2 separate regions of the Mus musculus genome follow, and region 1 is linked to region 2. A link is a loop called in an ENCODE intact Hi-C map of the cell type or tissue named here. Cell type or tissue: gastrocnemius. All regions are shown on one strand. Each heading gives the region's core, and the rest is flanking DNA. Links, peaks and the distances in the headings are about the cores only.

The links. Peaks named below come from ENCODE experiments on the same cell type or tissue, not always from the same donor. Only the 100,000 strongest peaks of a DNase experiment are listed, where the experiment ranks them.
Region 1: it touches region 2 in a loop (3-fold over the local background); 4 of 42 quality-filtered maps call a loop at or near these places.

What each region holds. Positions count from the first base shown.
Region 1 is chr1:73,034,594-73,039,970 of GRCm38, reverse strand. No RefSeq gene overlaps it. Among named protein-coding and RNA genes, the nearest start is that of 1700027A15Rik, 21 kb to the right of the region's middle. In gastrocnemius, for the core only: no CTCF peak of the experiment used is centred there; no DNase peak of the experiment used is centred there; H3K27ac peaks cover 2,596 bases.
Region 2 is chr1:72,966,368-72,971,744 of GRCm38, reverse strand. No RefSeq gene overlaps it. Among named protein-coding and RNA genes, the nearest start is that of Gm31137, 16 kb to the left of the region's middle. In gastrocnemius, for the core only: no CTCF peak of the experiment used is centred there; DNase peaks (open chromatin) are centred at 1,120 and 2,461; H3K27ac peaks cover 3,109 bases.

The sequences.
Region 1 (5,377 bases), core at 252-5,251, 68 kb before region 2:
AGCAGGCAGGCAGATGGACGAAAAAACTACAGGCAGAGAAAAGGAGTCATGGTCAGGAGAGGAGCAGAACAGAGGTGTCTAGACAAGCCTTGTGTCAGCTTCCTCCCTGTCTAGATGAGTTTTCGGATAATTCCCATCATCCCCTGTCCCAGCCCAGACACCCTCTTACCCCAGGGCTGCTACCCCCAAAGCGCATGAGCTAATGACAGTCCTTGTGGCAGTTAGTTGTATTTGTCAATTTGACACAATCTAGAATCAATCTAGAGTCTGGGTGGGAAGGGGGTATCTTGACTATGTCGAGTGAGGTTGGAAGACCTATTCCTTCCACCTTTTCCTGGGCTTGGAGTCCTGGATAAAGAAAAGGTTGAGTAGGCAATAAGATTATGTCATTCTCTTCTCTCTGCTCCTGCCTGTGACCGCAAACTCTCCCCCCTTCTCCCTCCCTTTCTCTCCCTCCCCTCGTGTGTGTGTGTGTGTGTGTGTGTGTGTGTGTGTGTGTGTGAGTGTGTGTGTGTGTGTGTGTGTGTGTGTCCTCCTTAGTTTCCTTCACGGCAGACTTGACTAATTTTGATCCAGCCTTGACCATTTTCCCGAGGCTTACAAATCCCTTTAACTGATCCTTCATGCCACACAGGCTGAGCCTGGGAGGGACATAAGTCGACCTCCCTGGTAGGCAGCATTCCTGGGCATGAGCCCTGGTTCCTGCCACAATACCAGGACAGAGCTTTGGGTCTCAGCTCCTGCCAAGGACTTAAGCAAAGGCCAGGAGAAAAATCAACAAGTGCTCTGAAATATTCTCAGCCTGTTTCTGCTTCTGCAATGAGGAACCCTGCCCTGCCCCTTTACCTACACACACTTTATAATAACAAGCAAGTAGTATCCAAAAGACAGCAAGAATCCTCATCTCTGGCAGGCAACCTGCCATGCTGTGATGGCTCACACACAGCTCACAATGCCACTAACAGATGCAAAGATATATTTTTTCTATTCAAATTTCCTCTAGCAGCCACCCATGATATAGCATGACCCTGACAGATGACTTTGCCACTGTGGTTTTCACAGAAACCCTACACAGTCACCCTTCATCTTTCTTGGGAATTCAGTTGTTCATGGCTGATTAAAGAGAGCGAGCCCAACTATGTACCAGCAGTTTCTGGAGAAGTGTGGTAATGATTGGCCCCACGGGTAGATAAAGGGCCCAGCTCTACATGAGGCTCCATTTCTGGCTGGGGCACCATCAGCAACCCTCCCTGGAGCCAGGCTGTCCAGTCAGACTGATTAGGTCAAGTCACTTTTTATCTGGGTACAACAGATAAGACTGCAGCATCACAGCCAGGGGTTAGGGGTGTGACGGATATGGCCAGTGAAAGGGAGACATAAGATACACTGCTGTTTGTGGGAGCTGGGAAGAATAGAATTCTCTCAAGAGCCTCTTTGTAAGTGTCAAGATGGGACACTGGGCCTCCTGTGTGCTGTACCCACAAACTAAAGTTGTGTTCCACCAGCCCTAGCTGGACCCTGGTTGTGCTGTGCATCCTTTACTGAGTCAGAGAGAGGTGAAAGATCTGCAAGTCTGACCGGTTTCTTTCTCGGTGAAGTACATGCTGCTGGCCCAGGCACAAGAGGACCTGCTGTCACGGTCTCTGTCCACACTGAGCACATCTGTCAATACACAGCCAGTCTCTAAGCTGTTCCTCAGGTCCTTCTCCCCACTGAGGAGACAGACTCTACCCGGGGAGTGGCAGCCATTTCTCTCCCCCACAGTCTAGGGTGGAACAGCTCAGAGACGTGAGACCTCCTGGCAACTACATTTCCCTCAGTTGTACTGTAAGGAAGTTGAGCGGTGTGATTTTGTTGTTGTTCAGCAATTGCCTGCCCACTACAGAGTCCAAATATTTTGTGAGAGCCAAAGACATGCCAGCCTTCTTTGCTAGCAAACACAGCCTACTCCCAAACCTTCGACGTACTCCCATCAGAAGCCCTAAGCACCCAGACAAAGACTTCACTCCTCGTCAACTTCCCTCACTTTTCCCTTCTTTGTGGCCCTCTCTTTGACTGTTTCTTGGATGTACGATCTAAGCAGCATCCTAGTTGTGTGGACTGAGGTGTCTGATCAGTTTTTAATTCTAAGCCTCTCACATGCATAGCAAGCATCCTGTCACTGGGTTATAGCTCTACACACTTTTTTAATCCATGGGATTGTGCATGGGCATGCACGTTTGTGTGTGTGCAGGTATGTGTACATGTGTGTGAAGGTGAGTACCTACATGTATACACATGTATGGGGAGCCCAGAGGACAATGTTGGGTGTCATCCTCAGGAATGCTATGCTACCTACCTCCTGTGAGACAAGGCCTCTTACTGGCTGGGAGCTCAGCAACTAGGCTAGACTGGCTGACATCTTCCTGTCTCTAGCTCCCCAGTGCTGATGTTATGAACACATACTACCATGCCTGGCTTCTTTTGTGGGTGCTGGAGATCAAAACCAGGTCCTCGTGTCTGTGAAGCACATACATTATCGACTGAGTACCTTCTAGGGCCTCTTTTTATTTTTCTTTTTGGTACAGGGTTACCCTGGCTGGCTTCAAACGTGTGATCCTCCTGTCTCAGCCCCCTGAGTAACCATTATGCCTAGACTTCCCTGTTTATAAGCCTTTGCCACCAAACCAAGCTATATTTCTTTACCAGAAAGACTCTAATGTCATCCATTCCCTTCTCTGATCTAATGAGATGTAGTCAACAAATAATAACAATTCCCCACGGAGAAGAGGAAGGCTCTAGACAAAGGAGATACAGGACAGGAAACCACAGCCTACAGCCTGGGTTAGAAATCAAAGACTTCTCTGGGGACAATGAAAATGCACTTTCCAGGACCTGGAATCCCTCAATTTGTGGAGAAGCCTGGGTAGGTGGAGACCCCTGGTCAGGAGGAGACCTCTGGGTATAAGGAGAAGCCTCTGCAAGGGGAAGACCAGGCCTACCAAGCTCCTCCAAGAAAGTCAGGTCAGGGAGAGGGAAGAGTGGCCCTCACTTGTGAGAATCCAAGCCTAGAATTTTGCTGAATACCATCCACAGGGGTCAGCCTGGCTTGGCAGGTCTCTACTCTGTAACCAGACACAACCCTAAGGACACCAGTGGAGAGGGCAGAGAAGCAGAAAGATATACAAAGGGATTCGGAGGATTTGGTTACCAAGTTGCACCAGCCATTTCCGGGAATCCAATGAGGCTGAGTTCTGAGAATCTGAGGGGGTGGGGTGCACAGCAGGGAGGGAGAAGTGAGGTAGACTGTGGAAAAGAGATGAACTTTACTCCTAGGTCAAGTCGGGCTAGTAGGCCAGGCTTCTCAGGGCAGAAGGCCTCAGAGCACTTTTCTCCCCAGCTGGCAGTATTCTTGTACTCAGAGGCAAGCAGATGCCTTTCAGCAAAGCTCCACTTGCCCCCAAAGTCTGTTTCCAGACTCAGTCAGCTCCTAGAAAGCCTGTAAGATAGATGAGCCCCCCACCAGACCACTGCCATCTACTCATGGCCCCAGGATACAGGGAAGATATTTTCTTCCCCTTCCTTTTGAATCAGGTTTTCCTTCTTCAGACTCTCCCATCTCCTCGGACCCTTTCTTGCCCCCTCCCCTTGGACCCTTTCTTGCCCCCTCCCCTTTAGCATGTCTTGCCCCTTGTATTTCTACTCCCTTTGTGGTTCATTTTCCAATAACTAACCCATCAGAGGATAAATGGAGGACCTAGACCTGAACCCATCCACTCAGAGCAGTGTTTAGAGTTGTAACAACAATTCCTTGGTTCTTTAGTTAGACAGGAACATGTTTGTCTCATCTCTCCAAGTCTCCGTGTGCTCCCTGACAGAGGAATATGCCCCACCCACACCCACACATCTTATTTATCTCTTTCCATCAGTTCCTTCATTCACCGACCAGGAAGGTGAGGACCACTTTGTCTATACCTGAATGGGAGCTGCACACATTACTTTGAAAACACCAAGTCACACAACATGACAAGACAGCTCCAGACACTGCACCAACGGGCTCCTTGAAGCAGGACAAATGCTTCTTGATGGTGTGAAGTGGGGCCACCAGGACCACACACTCCAAACCAACAATCTGCAGTTGAGAAGAGCCTGGAAAATCATTTAAAACCTCCAGGTCACACACCGTCATTGAGGGAAGCCCCAGGACAGGAGCTCAAACAGGAACAGAGGCAGAAACCATGGGGAAAAGTTGCTTATTGATTTCTTCACATAGCCTTTCTTATACAGCATAGGCCCACCTGCCTACAGTCTTGTCGCCCGTAGTAGGCTGGGCCCTCCTATATAAATAGCAATCGAGAATGTCCACAGGCCAACCTGATGTAGGCAATTCAACTGAGGTTACTCTTCCAGGCAATTCTTGGTTGCATCGAACTAATATTAAAGATAAGCTGTATGTGGATGAGGAAGATGATTCAGCAGGTAAAGTGCTTGTCTCCCATAAACAGAAGGACCTGAATCCAAATCCTCTGGACCCGGGAAAACAGCCATGTGCGGTAGTGTGCACCTGTGGTCTCAATTCTGTGGAGGCAGAGACAGGAGTCAGCTCCAGGTTCAATGAGAAACCCTGCCACAGAGAGACCCACAGCCGGACACTATAGCTGGGTGATGGAGGTGCACACACCTTTAATTCCAGCAGAGGCAGGTGGGTTTCTGAGTTCGAGGCCAGCTTGAATTACAGAGTGAGTTCCAGGACAGACAGAGCTACCAAAAACAAACAAACTAACTAAAAAAAACCTAAGCAGGGCAACTTTATATATATGTCTGTCTCTTTAGAGCAGTCTTGTGAGTTTGTCAACATCTTTCCTATGACAAGTTTTCTAGTCTAAGATCCCTGTCCATCTGTCTATCTGTACTTTCTAGAAGAAACTTTTGTGGGGTGTATGTGTGTGTGTATGTGTGTGTGTTTGTGTGTGTGTGTGTGTGTGTGTGTGTGTGTGTGTATACAAGTGTGTTTTACCTGGATCAAAACTAGGGCTTTATGCAAAGTAGTCAAGTGTTCTCCCACTGGGCTTCATGCACTGCTCTTCCTGTAAGAAACTTTCTGATTTGTCCTTGATTTTATGGATGTTGCCCTGCCATGAGCCTATAAAACATCTACTGCCTGGATTGGCCATCTGGCTCCTGAAGCCTCTTGGTCTTTATTCATAACAGCCCCACCACAGCTCTATGCAGAAACCCCCATATCCCTTCGGCGGGGGCTCTTCAAATGTTGGGCTTGTGTGCTTTTCTCAATATGGTGAACTCTTAAGAAAGCTGCCTCTAGCAGACTTGAGCCCACTTCTGTGTGAATAAGTGAAGGCCTGTCAGGTCTGGCAGTTTAGGGACCCTTAATTTTCTT
Region 2 (5,377 bases), core at 168-5,167:
GAGGATAGGACCCCAGAAGAGTGCAGTGACCTGTTCAGGGTGCTCTGGGAAAGTGACAATCCTAGAAGTGACTTTTAATGGACAGTGTTATAGGTACAGGAGAGACCTGACAAAGGCCTCCCATGTGATAGGTACCAAGGAAGATTGGAAAACTGGGGCTGGGGCAGGGAGTCAGCTGAGACTAGAGCACAGCAGGAGACTGTGGGAAGACTCACCTGAAGCACAAGCCACCATCTCTGAAAATGGATCTGGGATCTGTGTTAGGCACTAGAATAGGCGCTCCCTGAGACTCTGACCAAGGGGGGAAAAAGAAAGAGAATCCTCATCATCAGGGAACCAGCAAAATGGATATGCAGATGTGGAACCAGAACCCAAACTCCAGAGCCCCTCTGTCTCATTAAGTTCCATTTTCAGAACTTGCAAAAGTGGAAGTCTGGAACGTTTCCCTTTCTCCTTTCCTCTCTTTGCTAACAGCCACCATGAATCATCTACAAGACAATGTGCCATACATCTTCCTCCCTGTTATGATGCTCATATCCACCTCAAGACACATGTATGACTCTCGGATCATTCCTATTTTAAGTGATGAGGAGGCAGTCTGGGGTCTCACATCTACTGAGTATCCACTCATGGTCTTGAACTCAGATCTCTAGCTGTCATTGCCTCCGGTTTTGCTGTTCACATGCTTTGAGGTCTGTCTGGGGCAGCTGCTAGGCAAACTCAGCCAAGTTCCATGATCTGTCTCCGTTCCTGTCAAGGCTGCCATGCTATTAGAAAGGGGACAGACAGGGACAGTCTTAGTTGTTTGGCATGTAGCCTAAGTATACAAGGATGGGCACCAACATGAGCTAAGTCTCCCCTCATCTTTGCCAAGGAGGCAGGGGACAGGAGACTAAGAAGGAGTCGTCTAACTTCGTGCAAATCTCATGCGAGGTGTGAACACTGCAAACCAGGACACGATGTATCTCCACATCCAAGACCAGGGGCCAGGGCACAGGCAGAAGCAGCCACCAGATGCAAAATACTAGGAGAGAAGAAACAAAGCAGTCGGGCCTGGTGGTACAAACCTGTTCTCCACTCAGTGGCTAATGCAGGAGGATATCGAGTTCAAGGCCACTTGGACAGTAAAGGGAGTTGGAAGCCAGCCCGGAAACTTCCCGCTCCCACTTGGTAGCTTGGCATGATCGTGAGAATATCTCATCTCCATTTATTCTTTTCTAAAGAAAAGATGTCTGAAAATTCATCTCAGTGGTACTCAGTTAAGTGCTTGCTTAACATCTTTGGGGCCCTGGGGTTCAATCCCCAGTAGCAGAAGGAAGGAAAGGGGAGGAAGAGGAGGAAGAAGAGAGAGAGGAAGAGGGGGAAGAGGAGAAGGAGGAAGAAGAGAAAGAGGAGGAGGAGAGAAACTTGAAAGAAGGGCCAGAATATGAGATTCAGAGTCAAGTCCCACTACCACCACACACAGTGTGTTTTAGCTTGTGGGAGAACCAACCCGAGGGTTGAGCCTGTCTGGAAGAACCATCAGCCAGGCAGTGAGAATTATGTCCTGGCCTCTTGGGATGTACAGGGGGTGATATAAATAAATAAATAAATAAATAAATAAATAAATAAATAAATAAATATCCTGGCCCAGTCTCCTAGGGATGAGAAAACTCAGGTGGGAAAAGAGACAAGGCTACCCTTGGCAAGAGTAAGGGGAGATGCCCTGGAAGTCTAGAGGTGGGTTGACCACAGGATCTAGACCCCTGCTTAACCTAGGGCCTCAACGTGTGTTTTGCTCTTTTTGTTGTTGTTGTTGTTGTTTTGTTTTGTTTTGTTTTGTTTTTCTGGTTTTGTGCTGACAGAGGTAAATGGTAAGGAGAAATAGTCTAAGAAAACACACAGACCTCTCTTCCTCTGTAAAGGATCCACTCAGAATGGGAGATCAGTGGGAACACACGAAGGTTTAACAGAGAGCTCCCCAATTCTGCCGCCATGAGCAGTGGCTGCCACCTGGCCTCAGTTTTTTCCCACTCCCATCCACTGGCTTGAGAAATTTATGGGCTCAGTTGCCCCACCCCCACCCCAGATGGGCACCAACGTAGGTCATCCAATCTTTAGAGGCTAAAGCTCTGCCCCTTATCTCCACAGCTGTCAGGAAGCTTCTGCAAGCACCAGCTCTGGTTACAGGGCATAAGCATTGCAGAGGCAGCTGTCTCAGCCTGTCCCATGCTGTTCCGACTCAGGGAAGTTGCGGGGTGGGGGTGGGGGGGAGCAGGGGGCGGTCAGAAGAGAGATGGAAATATTTCTCTCTCTCTCTCTCTCTCTCTCTCCCCTGTGCCCAGCTAATTTAAACTTTCTTTATGCCAGACTTTCCTTTCCCAGGCTTGTCATGTGCACCGTGACCTCAGCCTGGGCTGGGATACACGTAAGCAGGCCATCTTACAAGTCTGTCAGGTCACAATTATGTCTCGTTGGCCAGAGGCCATCAGTCTTCCATGTGCATGCACACAGTTCTTTTTGTTTGAGCAACAGAATACTCGTGTGTACTTGTTTTCTTTCCAGCTCTAACCAGAGGGATGGAAGCTTTGTGTCTTTGGAGCTGTGGGAGACCCTGTGGCACTCACAGGGTCTTGTATCTTTAGTGTTCAGCAATAACTCTGTGTGTGTGTGTGTGTGTGTGTGTGTGTGTGTGTGTGTGTGTGTGTGTGTGTTTGATGGGATAAGCGTGCACAGAGTGGAGTGCCCGAGGTTAACCTTGCAGCCCGACCCCAAGATTAGACTTCTACTAAACCACAGTCCCACATCTTTGGAAGCAAGAGAGGGGCTGGTAGATCTGGGGTTCTTCTGCCCCATAGCTGCAAACTTCCAGAGCAGACAGCGTTAAGCCAAGCCAGCTACATCTATGTATTCCAATGCAATATGCAGATTTCAAAAGAGAAGAAACTACTAGAAGCTGAGCCAAATAGTACTGCCCTAAGTGAAGTGGTCAGCAACGGAGTCACAGAAAGATCAGCTTGTCCCCAGACTCAGCACCACCCCCCAGGACTCTGGTCCTGACTGACACCCTTGTGGGGTTTTGTCTGCACCTTTTAGGTAGCGGTTATATCAGCTAGAGATGAGGAGTGGCAGAGTGACTACTTCATACCTCTGCAAACTTGCAAATCTTTTCATCTCTACTGGTCAGTTTCCTCCCAAAATATGCATTGAACTGCCCTACAGATACCACAGATCCACACCTGTAAAGACATTACAGTCTGTCTTATTTTGATCACTCAAAAAAAATGATGTGGTTGGTTAAGAGTGTTTCAGAACATAAGATGAAAGATACCTCAGTGACCTGGGATAATAAATATCAGAAGGAAGCAGGAGAGAATTAGAAACTTCCCAAGCCTGGATGAGGGCATAGAAGTTCTTAGAATCCATCAAAGCCAGGCCAGGGCAGGCAGGGATGCCATGACTTGAGGTAGACAGTGACCAAGACATTCTGCTTCCTGTCATTTATAAAGTTATCTCTATGTGTTTGGAGTACAAGGAAGTGCATGTGTGCATGTTATGTGTATATGTGTGTCTGTATGTGTGTAGGAGTGTATATTAATATCAGCATATGACAACATGTACCCAGAATTTAGGTGACATCATCAAAAAGTGTTATTGCAGTTAAAGGCTTTTGAGGCATTTGTGGGAACACATATATGCACACATGCACACACACACACACACACACAAACACAAACACATGCTTAATAGATGTATGATCAGTGACTGCACTTCCTTACCAATTTAAGGAATTTTTATAATCATTGCATTCCTCTTATATTTAGAGTCCTGTACTAAAATCAGGTCAGTTGCACAAATCACAGGCTAGAGCAAAGAAAGCTTGATTCAGGGCTGTTGAGCCATTTAATCAAAGAGCTACACTATTTTTAAAACAACCCTGGATGATGGATTTTTCTTTCCTTATGCTTGGACAGCCAGGTGCATGGGGCTTGGCATCAAAACTGAGCTCCAAGCTGGGGTAAGGCATGTGGCTTAAAGACATTCCAGCAAAGCCAGCACTCTGCACACTCCTGGAAGTCTTAAAAAAGAAAAGAAGCAAATGAAAAAAAAAAGCCCATGTGGCTTTTCCATGTACCCTCTGAACTCTGAACTCATCTATCTCTTCAGCCAGTGTTGGCCTGAGAGCCTGGTAAAGACATGGAGAAAGCAAGCAGGCATGGGTGAAGAAGATGGAGCTGAGAGAATCCAATACCTAACTTATGGCTCGCTCACTGCCTCCCACGATACCTTTACCACCAGGTTTAAGCCTATTGCTATCTGATCCTCTATTCAGCCATTTGAGGCACTAGACATGGGTGCTTTTTTTAAATTATTTATTCTATGCGGATGGTTGCTTTGTCTGCTGTATGTCTGTGAGTCACATACATGCCCAGTACCCACGGAGGCTAGAAGAGTGTCGGATCCCCTAGAACTGTAGTTATGCACTGTTGTAATCTGCTAAGAATCAAACCTGGGTTCTTTGGAAGAACAGCTAGTACTTTTAACCTCTCCAGACCCCACGTAATCATTTCTTAAGCCAAAGTGAAAATTATTTTCATGTCTACTGTTCCTATTGGCCCAAGCATCTAAGGGGGGGGGGGCATGCTTTCAGCAGGACTTTATCCTGAGATTTCCATTCCCAAGATTGAGGGCTGTGGCTGCAGGACACTGGAGATTAGAGGGAATGGGATCTGAGCCACTCCATTCTGAGGCTAGGAGAATCCTTTGGGATCCCAGATGCATATGACAGGCATCTGAGGGACAACCAATTAGGAATGTCTGTGTCCCTGTCTCTTGGTACAGGACCTGTTCATCCATGTCTCAGCTAGGGAACAGAGGCCAAAAAACTTAGCAAAACCTCACATGGTAACTGGATGGTGGGATCATTGGGCTCCTTGAGACCAGCTTCAGCTCTGCCCTATTTTAGCCAAGCCTGAAGTTACTGGATCAGGCTGGGCCTACTGGGCTAGAGAGCTGAGTCACCCATGGGAAGGGACAGCAGGAACTGTAAATCACCATGCATTTAAGGATGGCTTTCTAAAACCCTGGCTTGAGGCTCAGTGTCTTTATTTATATCTCTCACAGGAATATTTTTCAAACTCATGACAGCGCAGTCAGTATGGCTTTGGGCACACTCCAAGCACCTGGTCCCTTCTATAATGAGCCTTGCAGGTGACAGGCCTTCAGATGCCTGAGCCCAGATTCTGAGCCTACTGTGACTCAAGTCCACACGTACGCCCACTCGCTGCCAAGGCCAGGATCCCATCTCCTGCATGGAGGAAGTACAGCCAAGTTGATGGCACACTGTTGCCTGTAGATGCACAGTAAGTGTGCACACACATACATCCGTAAAATCTTC